Regions from separate parts of the Mus musculus genome. Here region 2 is linked to region 1. A link is a loop called in an ENCODE intact Hi-C map of the cell type or tissue named here. Cell type or tissue: left cerebral cortex. All regions are shown on one strand. Each heading gives the region's core, and the rest is flanking DNA. Links, peaks and the distances in the headings are about the cores only.

Region 1 (5,367 bases), core at 68-5,067:
GGCGCCCTGCCACGGATATAAAAGGGAGTCTAAAATTGACGCGTTACATTTAAGTCAATCTATTAAATTTTCAAAGATGTGAATTTTACTAAAATAGAACCCGGTACTTAATCTTTTCACTATTTTAGGATTCTGACCTCACTCTATCTGCTCTGTTCCCTTTCCTTCCTGGTAATGAACATTTCAACCTCCCGTGAATCACTGTGACATGTACCATCAAGAGCTTTTCCAATTTAGCTTCGAGATTCTTTCAGATAATGAAAGCATTAGTCCCTGCAATTTCCAGATCTTTCTAAGTCTTCCACAAAGAATATGGTCTCCCTTTCACAGGCCTGAAGAGGGAATGCTGGTGTATATGTGTGTGTGTGTGTGTGTGTGTGTGTGTAAGTGGACTGATGTGATGTTCTTTGAAGGCCTGTTCCACTTTAAGTGTGGTGCTCAGAGGTTACCTAATATTTTCAGAACAATGAGGAGGATAAGAGATGTTTTAGGTTAGAGCTTGTTAGAAACAGCGGTTCACCTGAGCAGTGGGCAGAGCAGCCTGTTGCTACAGTGCAGAAGGGGTCTGGAGGCTCAGCTCCAGTGGCTGGCTATCTCTGATCCGGTAACTATTTTCCCCCTCTAGCATTACACATGATCTGCAAGCAGTCTTGGAGATCAGCAGAGCCTTCATTTGGTTCCTCTCTTCTCTCCCCTCCTCTTTTTCCTTTTGTAGAACTTTTGGAGAATTCTCTCCTCCAGGCATGATATTTCTGTCTCTATCTTGAAATCAGAGCTGTTTTGGCTGGGCAGTGTGGCTCATGCCTTTAGTCACAGCACTTGGGAGGTCACTGAATATCTGAGTTCAAGGCTAGCCTAGTCTAAAGAGAGGGTTTCAGAACAGCCAGGGATACACAGAAAAACCTGTCGTAAAAAAACAAAAACAAAAACAAACAACAGCCAAAAAAGAAAATAGGGGAGGGAGGAAATAAATCAAAGCAGTTTTATTCTGTGTCTTTCCTAGTAATGAAAATTTTAACCTCTGGTGAATCACTGTGACCTGTATTAAGAGCTTCCCAATTTAGCTTTGAGATTCTTTCAGATAATAAAAGCATTAATCCCTGCAACTTCCAGATCTTTCTAAATCTTCCGCAGAGGATATACTTTCCCTTTCAGCCCTGAAGAAGGAACAGTGCTATATATTGCGAACAGTGGAGAATGTTAATAGCCTCTTACAACATTGGGTCTTTTCATTTTCTCCTGCAGAAGGAAGGGGCGACCACAGACTCTCACTAGAGACTCCAACCGCTCCTCGCTCAGCCGCCTCAGCTGCCAGGAGCTTAGTGCCAGGCTGTACAGGAGGTGGGAGGTGGCTTGGGTACCAGTGATACAATGTTTATAAATTCCTCATCCACCCATGCTAGGTGAGACGTTTATGAGACGTGGCTGCCTTCGAGTCACCTGTGCTCCTGTAAATCAAAACAAACAACTCAGTACTTCAACAAGCTACTGAGTCCAAGCTACTGGACTTGGAATAATTTCTTTGGTCTTTTAGATCTCTCTCTCTCTCTCTCTCTCTCTCTCTTGTATCTATCTATGTATCTATCTATGTATCTATCTATGTATCTATCTATCTATCTATATTTTTTTATGATAGAGGGTTTTCTCTGTGTGGCCTTGGCTGTCCTGAAACTCTCTTTATAGATCAGGCTGGCCTTGAATTCATAGAGATCCAACTATCTCTGCTTCCTGAGTGCCAGGATTCAAGGCTGTGCTATCACTGCCCAGCTGTTTTTTGGTTTGTGTGTGTGTGTGTGTTTGTATAAAATATATTTTAATCAGATTCTTTCCCCTCACCAAACTCCACCTTGATACCCTACCACCACAAACACAAACAGCGGCTTTTGGATGGTAAAAATACCCCCTGATTGGCTTTTCCTTTGGGAGTGAGATAGGGCTGTTAAGGGATGCACACCTGGGATAACTCTACAGATAGGTTCTAGCTGAGATGAGCTTTCTGAAGACAATTTCAATTTCATCTTTGAAAAGTATGGAATGAAGTTGGGCAGTGGCACACACCTTTAATCCCATCACTCGGAAGGCAGAGGCAGGCAGATCTCTGTGAGTTCGAGGCCAGCCTGCTTTACAGAGTGAGTTCCAGGGCAGCCAAAGCTACAGAGAGAAACCTTGTCTCCAAAAAGACATAAGAAAAATGATGGAACGCATCATGCATTTGCGTGCTATTCTTTCGCAGGGGCCATGCTAACAATCCCTGTATCATTCCAATGTTAGCATATCTGCTGCCAACGCGAGCACATTTCTTTTATCTGTTGACGTCCTGTTTGGGGTGAAAAGTTGATTCTGTGTATCTCTTCAGGAAAAAAAAAAAAAAAAAGAAAGAAAAGAAAGAAAGAAAGAAACCACACAACACCATTGTTTTCCTCAAAAGCAAGTTTTCTTCTTAAGAACTAGGTTTATGGAAAAACCTGGAACTGAATTGGGAGCTCCCGCCTCCTCAGAGCGTCAATGATTAGTGGTTGGCCCGATCCAAGGCAGTTTCTTTAAAGGCTGTGCTTTGGCAGCGTTCCCACCGAGAAAGAAGATTAGTTCCTCGTCTATGTGTTCCCTTTGCCAGTATTTTGCTTGCCCTTGTCCTTATTTTGCGCCATTCCTTGATTACAGCTCAAAGACGACACCCTCTAGGCAATGCACTCTGCTCTTTCAAAACCGCGGGTCCCTCTTCCACTGTACCATTTAGGTCAAACCCGGGAGCATATTTTCCTATTACGTATCTGCCAGACCGTAAATCAAGCACCGTCGGGAGTACAGATACCCATCACCAGCCCGGGTCTCCCAATGGAGGGACATGCTGGTCCAGTGAAGCATCGCCAGCAGAAGGGCAAAGGCACTGCGGGAGGGCCTGACAGGTCCTGGCACATTTTACATGGGATAGGGAAAGAGGGCTGCCTTAATTCATGTCAGGAATCCCTAAGTACGTGGAAATTCCTCTGTGGGATGAGGCGGTCAGCATCCCACATGCTCGCGTCTCGTTTAGAGTCACGCAGCTTGCTGGTGTGCCAGCGGAGCGGCTCCCTACTCACGCGGCCCGAGACGGACCCAAAGTACTGGTGGGATCGGCTGCTCCACGGAACACCAGAGCAAAGGACAGGAAGTGAGCCTCCTATAGCGCGCCGCTCGTTTCCGGCCCGGCAGAACATCATCATTCATTTGCCTCCGGTTGTCTCCCGGGCGCCGCTTCCGAATCGGCGCGATGGGCAAGAAGGGAAAGAAGGAGAAGAAGGGCCGCGGCGCGGAGAAGACGGCCGCCAAGATGGAGAAGAAGGTGTCCAAGCGCTCGCGGAAGGAGGAGGTGAGCGGGGCCCGGAGCGGCGTGCGATCGCGGGCGGGAGACCCGGAGGCGGGGTTGCGCCCGGTGTCCCTGGGTGGCTTCGGGCCTGCGCCGAGCCCGGTGCCCCCGGGCCTCTCCTCTCTCGGGTCCCTTTGCAGTCCCGAAACTCCTCGTTTATCCGGTCGCCCTCTCTTCCATGGAAGACCAGATCTGTCCTGTTCGGTTCCGCGTGCTTACCTTTCTGTGGGCAGAGTAAAGCAACGTGGTGGGGCTTAGTAGAGGAGAAGTGAAGCTGGGTGATTCCTGCTTGGTCCAGGTCTGCGTTCCGGGAGTAAAGCCGTAACGGTCCTGCGCCTGTCCCCACTCCCCAGCCCCCAGCCCTAAAAGGAGAGCAGATTTTCTTCCAGCAGCCTCAGGGAGTGAGCCACGAGTAGGAATTTGGGGGTTGTGTCTGTTGGTTTTCGAGACAGGGTTTCTCTGTCCTGGAAGTCACTCTGTTGACCAGGCTGGTCTTGAACTGAGAGAACTCCCGCTGCTTCTACCTCCCGAGTGGAGTGCTGGAATTAAAGGCGTGCCACCATCAGCAGGATTTAGTAACCAGACAAGTCACTGAAACTGCGGTGTTTCAGGACATTTGGTTGTGACCTTCACTCATATTCTTATAGGCATTGATTATCCCAGGACCTACAGGTGGATCTGTGCGGAAGTTCAAGCACCGTGCTTGCTGTTGTCTTAGGGCTTTCTGACCCAAGAAACTATGGAGGCAGCTTTGATGGCCACGTTTAGCTCAGTGGTCTGCCAGGCACAGGACTTCCTGGGCTCCCCTCCTCATAACCTTGGAAGAGGGAACCTCAATTGAGAATATACCTCCATAAGATTGGCCTGTGTGGAGCTGGAGAGATGGCTCAGCTGTTAAGAGCATATGTTGCTCTTCCAGAGGATCCAGGTTTTATTCTGTGGACCCATCTGGGAGCTCACAGGTCTCTGGCCTTTGTGGGCACCAGGCACACATTCTGGCAAGACGCCTACACATATGAAATAACGCATTTTTAAAAACCTGCTTCTAGGCAAATCTGTGGGGGTATTGTCTTGATTAGTGATTGGTATTGGAAGATCTAACCCATACCTGGGCAGGTGGCACTGGGTCGTTAAGAAAAAAGCTGAGCAAGCTACAGCAAACTAGCCAAGAAGCAGCTATCCGCCTTGGTCTCTGCTTCATCTCCTGCCCCTGGGGTTCCTGCTCTAACTTCCTTTCAGGATGGAATGTAAGCTGTAAGGTGAGATAAACCCTCTCCTTCCCGGTTGCTTTTGATCACAGCAATAGAAAGCAAACTTGGACACCCTAGTAAACTCAGGGGAGTGGGCACTGTGTGGGTGTGGGAAAGTTTGGTTTCAGTGCTGGCCAGCATGCTTGTTGCCTTAGTGTCCAGGTCTGTGGTGACAGCTGGGACGTAGGTAGGGGCTGTCGAGTGGTAGCCCGCAGGTTAGCACCGACCCTGTCATTCAGGCACTGGTCTAAAGGACTCAAGGCCTGTTCTCATGGAGCCCATATCTTAGCATGGGAATAGGAGCTGGAAACCAGTAAGCAAGAGGAATCCCAGGAATGGCTGTGTAGACAGCAAGGTAGGCTGTTGGCACAAACAGGTTGTCAGAGGGCAGTGTGGCCAGGTTGCAGTTCCCTTCATAGAAAACCCTTGATTGATTGGCAGGAGGTGCGCATGCGTCTACACCTACAGAAAGCTGCTTTGATTGATTGGCAGGAGGTGCGCATGCGTCTACACCTACAGAAAGCTGCTTTGATTGATTGGCAGGAGGTGCGCATGCGTCTACACCTACAGAAAGCTGCTTTGATTGATTGGCAGGAGGTGTGCACGCGTCTACACCTACAGAAAGCTGCTTTGATTGATTGGCAGGAGGTGTGCATGCGTCTACACCTACAGAAAGCTGCTTTGATTGATTGGCAGGAGGTGCGCATGCGTCTACACCTACAGAAAGCTGCTTTGATTGATTGGCAGGAGGTGTGCACGCGTCTACACCTA
Region 2 (5,367 bases), core at 182-5,181, 100 kb after region 1:
AAGGCGCAGACAGGCAGGAGCATTATATAATTAACTGCCCAGACTCCGCCTCCTCTTCGGGTAATAACGAACCCTGTCTTTCAGTTGCATAAGCCAAAATAATAATTACTTTCCAGCCCTCATCACTCCTAGATGTGGCCAGGAGCAGGTGCTGGCTTCAGGCAAGAAAACACACAGAGGCTCGGTAGAGCTCTCCATCTCCCCGCAGAAGCCCAAGTCATTGCTGCGGCTCCTCCGCTCCCTTCCCAGGCATCCGTGCAGAAAAGCCCGATGCCGCCCAGGCCCAGAGGGAGGCAAGAGAACAGCCTCTTGGGATAAGCGCCCCGAGGGGGAGGGGACCTACAGGCAGAGTCTGCTTTAGGGTCTGACTTCCAGGACCTAAAACTATTCCCGAGGTCTCAGCGCTGCTGAGGAGTGGTGACATTGGAGTGAAGGCTGCCAAGCCAACCGGGACTTCTGAACAGAAACCATCACACTGGTAGTTGCCTGGCTTCCGGCACCGGCTCTGCCCTGACTGTGGTGGCATCTTACACTGGAGGCGCAGAGCGATTCCCTAAACTAAAGGTGAAAATGATTCAGCCACTGAATGGCCAGATTCCTGGGCTCCCGCTAAACAGATGGGCCTCCTCCCTCCCTCCCTTCAGCAGCCTGCTTCGACAGCCTGTGTCCAACCACCTAGAAGTTTATTGCCTTGCTGTTTGGTTTGGTCGGCATCCCCCGCCTCTGGCGCTCCCAGCGCTCCCTCTCCATTGGCCTGGGTTGCTTTAGGACTGAGGGAGGCCCTGGGCACCGCAGGAAAACAAGAAACCAACGAGGGTCTGACTCTGGGGATACCAGGAAGGCAATGCCAAAAGAGGGGAAGGGTCTACCTCCAGCCCCCTCCAGCCTTGGCAGGTCCCAGAGGTGGCGGAGGACCCGGCCTGGCCTTCTGGCAGGTGCAGATCTCTGGCCTGCTCCTCAGGATATGCTGAGACTTTGGCTCGGCTGCTGCGGCAGGGGCCGGGCCCTGCTGCTGGAGAGCCCCCAACCCTTCCTTGGGTTGGCATGGGCCACTGTCCCCATCAAGCGTGGGGCAACCTGTGGCCAGGGGCCCGCTGAGGCCTCCTGGGAATCTAGGAGATGCCCCAGGAGCCCACAGCCCAACTGGAAGGCGAGGCTCAACTTCCCGGGAGATAAACAGAAGGAGAAAGAGGGGGACGGTCCTCATTCCTCCCCCCGCCCCCGCCGCCTGCCGCCCGCACCTACCTCCATCCGAGTAGGTCTCCGTGCCGTAGCCATCCTGCAGTCCGTTGCTCCAGGTCCCTTCGTATTTGGCTCCGTTGCCCGTGCACTCCCGCACCCCGTAGCGCCCCTTAAATCCGTGCGTCCACTCGCCCTTGTACACCCACTTCCCCTTGCTCTCCAGGCCGATGCCGTGGCGCTTGCCCTGCGCCCAGGTGCCTTGGTACGTGTTGCCGCTTGGCCAGGTGTAGACGCCCAGCACCTCAAAGCCGTGGCTCCACGAGCCGGTGTATTCGCCCTGGCCCTTCGGGCCGGTGCAGACGCCATGGCCGTGCGCCTTGCCGTCCTCCCAGCCTCCGCAGTAGGACCCTCCATCGTCAAAATTAAACCTACCCCCACTGGACATGCATGTAACGCGGTTTGCGAATCCCGCAAGCGGTGAAAAAAAAAAAAAAAAAAAAAAAAAAAGAAACAAGGCGATCAACAAACCGGAGTCTTGGTTGGCTGGCTGGCTTTTTGTTGCGATGCTCTTTTCGGGGGGGTGGGGGGGGGGAGGACGAAGCACGCCCGCGACCCCGCGCGCGGACCGGCGGCGGCGTCTAGGTCCGCCAGCGGCGATTGTTCATTTTCGAGCTGCGCCGGAGCCTGACCAGCGTCTCGCGCTCCCGCTGGAGACAGGACCGGGAGGAGGCGGGGGAGGGGCGGCGCAGGGCGGGGGAGCGGCTGGTGCCCGCGGCTCCACCTCGCCGCCAGGGCCCCTCGCCGCGCGCCCCGGGAGCGGGAGGGCGCGGGGCGCGGCTCAGGCCCGGGCGGCGGGGCCCGCGGGCGGCGGCGCGCGCGGCTGCACCGATCCCGGCCGGACCGGGCAGCGGCACTGCGGCGGCGGCTTGCGCTCCGAGCCCCGGCAAGCGCGCGGCCGCCTGGAGAGGGGCGCTGGCGGGCGCGCGCGCGCGCACGCGAGGACCCCGGGGCGCCCTGCCCCTCCCCTGGCCCGGGGTCCGGCCGGCGCGCCCCAGTCTCCGCTGCCAGGGGCTGGGATTTAAAGGGACAGGAACTGCGTAACGGGAAGGAACCGGGCACCGCGAGCGCACGCCGCGGTGGGGAGCCGGGAGGAGGCGCGGGCGCCGCAGGCAATCGAGGGCCGCGCGGTCCCCACCCCGCTACCTCCGGGGACACCCGCACCGCGGCCCGTGCGGGCCACGACTTGACTGAGAGGCTCCTGCCAACCACAGGTGGTTTCTCCCTGTGACACACTCTCTCCTCCTTCTTTCAGGGCCGCTGGGGGGTCCCCGGGGAGGCGCTCACCTTCGAAAACACACCTTTAGCGAATAGCGTTTAGCCCCTCTAAAAATTAATAGAAAGTTGGGTCACACGTTTGCATCTTGGAGCAAAGCCACCCCAATCCCGTGGGCCTTGCGCCCTGGCCAACAGGTATCCCCCCCACTCCAGAAGCTGTCGCTCTTTGGGGTTACCACTCCGCGGTTACTAGGTCTCTCTCTCTCCCTCTCTCTCTCTCTCTCTCTCTCTCTGTCTCTCTCTGTCTCTCTCTCTCTCTCTCATTACCCACCCCCACCAAGAGATGCTAGCATCATGGGACTAATTGAAAATGCATTTCCTGGACCATCAATCCGAAGACAGGAGCCCACATCCCCTGCCCTCCCGGACTGCATGCAGGGAATGGCAGCGGGCATTGCAGTGGGCTGAGGAGGAGGGGGTCTGCATGGCTTCACAGTTGCACAGGGTTGGGGTTAGTGGGGGTTGGTGGTGACAAGAGACCCAGTAAGCCCCGGTGGTGGGGAGTCCCTGACTGGGAGCAAAAGAGGTGCATGGTGGCACCTGCAGCCAGCCGGGGTCATCGGGGCGCTTCCAGAACCCCAGATCTCAACCCCAACCCCAACTCCTTGTCTTAAGCACAACAACCTCTCCTTAAGGCCCACCAGTCAGATGGTGGCATCCTCTTTTCTCCCCAAAGGCTTTGAGAAGCTGTCAGTTCCTGTTCTGTATCCGAGGTTTCCAGCCACTCTGGTCCTTGAGTCAGGGTTTGCCTTCAAATGGCCTATGGTGGACTTCAGGGTGCATCACATCTTGGACTTGATTGGAAGTTAGCATGCATAGCCCACCATCACCAAGCAGACACACATCAGCCTGCCGTATACCTGGAGGGCAGAAAATCTCCAATCTCCCAGACTTTGTTTCTGTGTGTTCCAATGTGTTAATGGACTATGAGCCAGTGGGATGAGTCTGTTAGCTTATTACGAGGATGTGGTCAAGTGGGCCACAGACTCATCTTCTATAGGCTGGGCTTCACATCCTGATTCCAGGCTGTGTGGCTTTGGGTAGCCACTTCATGTCTCTGTGCTCAGTTGCCTGACCTGTAAAATGGGACTAACAGTTCTAGTTGAGTCCCAGTGAGAATCCAAGGACCAGGTATCCAGCATCCAGTGAGGGTGAGGGAGTAGGACTGTCACTGGGATCGTGATGGGGAGGCTGAGCTCTCAACCTGCCACTCCTTCCCCTACACTGTAGGGATAAACCATGCCTGGCAACACACTGTGTCTTCCATTTTATTTCCTGCCCCCCTTTTGCTGACTCTGCAGCCCTTGCTCACACAGCACTGCATGGCAAATACATTCCCTCTGGTAAGTGATGCTGGTCTCCAGCCAGATACTGGGTACTGCTACCCCCAACCACACATGCCTTTTGCTCTCTGCCATTCTGCCCACCCTCCCCTGAACCCCACCTCTCATCTCCCACTGCCAGGGTCACTCAGGCCGTGTGACTTGCTCTGGTCTCTGGAGCAAAGACATTTGAGGCGTGTTTGTGCAGTTTGGAACCGTTTGCCCCATAAAGTAGGGCTGGAGGTATTGATTGCATTTCAGAGGAATTTTGCCAGAGTGATTTAAACACAGTACCACCCAGCAACTTAAAACAAGAGCCAAGGAAGAGGCAAAGCTGCCCTCGCAAGCAGGGTTCTGCAGCCTCTCACTGGGGATGAAACCAGAGCCTTGTGTGCTCATGTGCTAGGCAAGCGCTCTACCACTGAGCTGCAGCCTCAATCCTCCCGCCTCAGTCCTCCATGAACTCTCTGGGTGCTGAGCTTGGCTGGAAACCTGGCCTCGGTGACCTCAGGTGGAATCACAGGCTCTCCTTGTCTAGAAGATCGCCTGGCCCCTCTGGATAAAGAGCTTTGCTAATGAGAAAATAGTAACAGTTGAGGTCCCAGGTTCTATATCTCTTTGTTGTTTGCTTCTCTTGCTCCATGCCCAGGATGTTTTCTGGTTGTAACTCCATGGTGTGTGGGGGCGGGGAGGGGGGGTTGGCGCTCTACCTCCTCTATGCAGAAATCTCCTTTTTATCTCCAATGAACCTGCTTGTCTCTTTGAAAGAACTCAGCCATGGGCTGAGGAGTGAGCACTGGTAGAATGCTTGTCTGGCACGCGGGAGGTGCTGGGTTCAGTCCCCATGACTTGCTCATCCCAGAAAGAAGGTGTTAAGAACTGAGAACTGAATGGAAATTATTTCAAACTGTCAAGAAAGCACCTATAAAATACAATGTTTCAGGCCTGGAAAGATGGATCTTGCTGCTCTTGCCGAGCAACCAACCAGCTTGAGTCTCCCCCTCCCCCAACCCCCTCACTGCACGGCTCCCAATCAACTGTAATCCTATTTCCCAGGACTCAGATGCCCTCTTCTGGTCGCCATCTGCACTGCACACATATGGTATACATATAGAGACTCAGATACACACACACACACATACACACATATAAAATAAAAACATAAATATTTTAGAAAAACACCATCTAGTGTCACCTGTAACCCTGATACTCCCCACCCCAAAAGCAAAATCCCCCTAATGAATGGTTTTGGGGTGCATGGCCAAGCCTTCTCCCACTCCTAGGTGGGTTCTGCTTTCCTCTTCCCTGAACTCTGACTGGCTTGTGTTAGCTCATGAACAGTGAGGGGCAGCCTTGAACTCCGGGGATGCTGCTGGAGCTCGGGACAGTGACCATGCTGTAAAGAAGCCCAGATGGTGCATAGGCAAGAAAAGTTAAATAAATAAATAAATAAATAAATAAATAAATAAATAAATAAATAGAGCAGGACTCCCAGAAGCAGTATCCAGGAGGAGCCGTGTGCACACCG

The links. Hi-C counts contacts between places; a loop is a spot of excess contacts. Peaks named below come from ENCODE experiments on the same cell type or tissue, not always from the same donor. Only the 100,000 strongest peaks of a DNase experiment are listed, where the experiment ranks them.
Region 2: it touches region 1 in a loop (3-fold over the local background); 2 of 42 quality-filtered maps call a loop at or near these places.

Annotation. Positions count from the first base shown.
Region 1 is chr8:121,827,364-121,832,730 of GRCm38, reverse strand. It overlaps Klhdc4 (kelch domain containing 4), which reads left to right and starts at 3,162. Exons shown (of 12, transcript NM_145605.2): 1 at 3,162-3,349. The coding sequence starts at 3,251. It overlaps Gm24283 (a small nuclear RNA gene), which reads right to left and starts at 2,295; the gene lies at 2,189-2,295. In left cerebral cortex, for the core only: no CTCF peak of the experiment used is centred there; a DNase peak (open chromatin) is centred at 3,119; H3K4me3 peaks cover 1,927 bases; H3K27ac peaks cover 1,112 bases.
Region 2 is chr8:121,726,883-121,732,249 of GRCm38, reverse strand. Jph3 (junctophilin 3) reads right to left here and starts at 1,691. Exons shown (of 5, transcript NM_020605.3): 1 at 1,246-1,691. The coding sequence starts at 1,627. Gm46065 (predicted gene, 46065) reads left to right here and starts at 1,773. Exons shown (of 3, transcript NR_165833.1): 1 at 1,773-2,453. In left cerebral cortex, for the core only: a CTCF peak has its summit at 4,943 (motif pointing left); DNase peaks (open chromatin) are centred at 1,265, 1,423, 1,831, 2,351 and 2 more places; H3K4me3 peaks cover 2,332 bases; H3K27ac peaks cover 2,031 bases.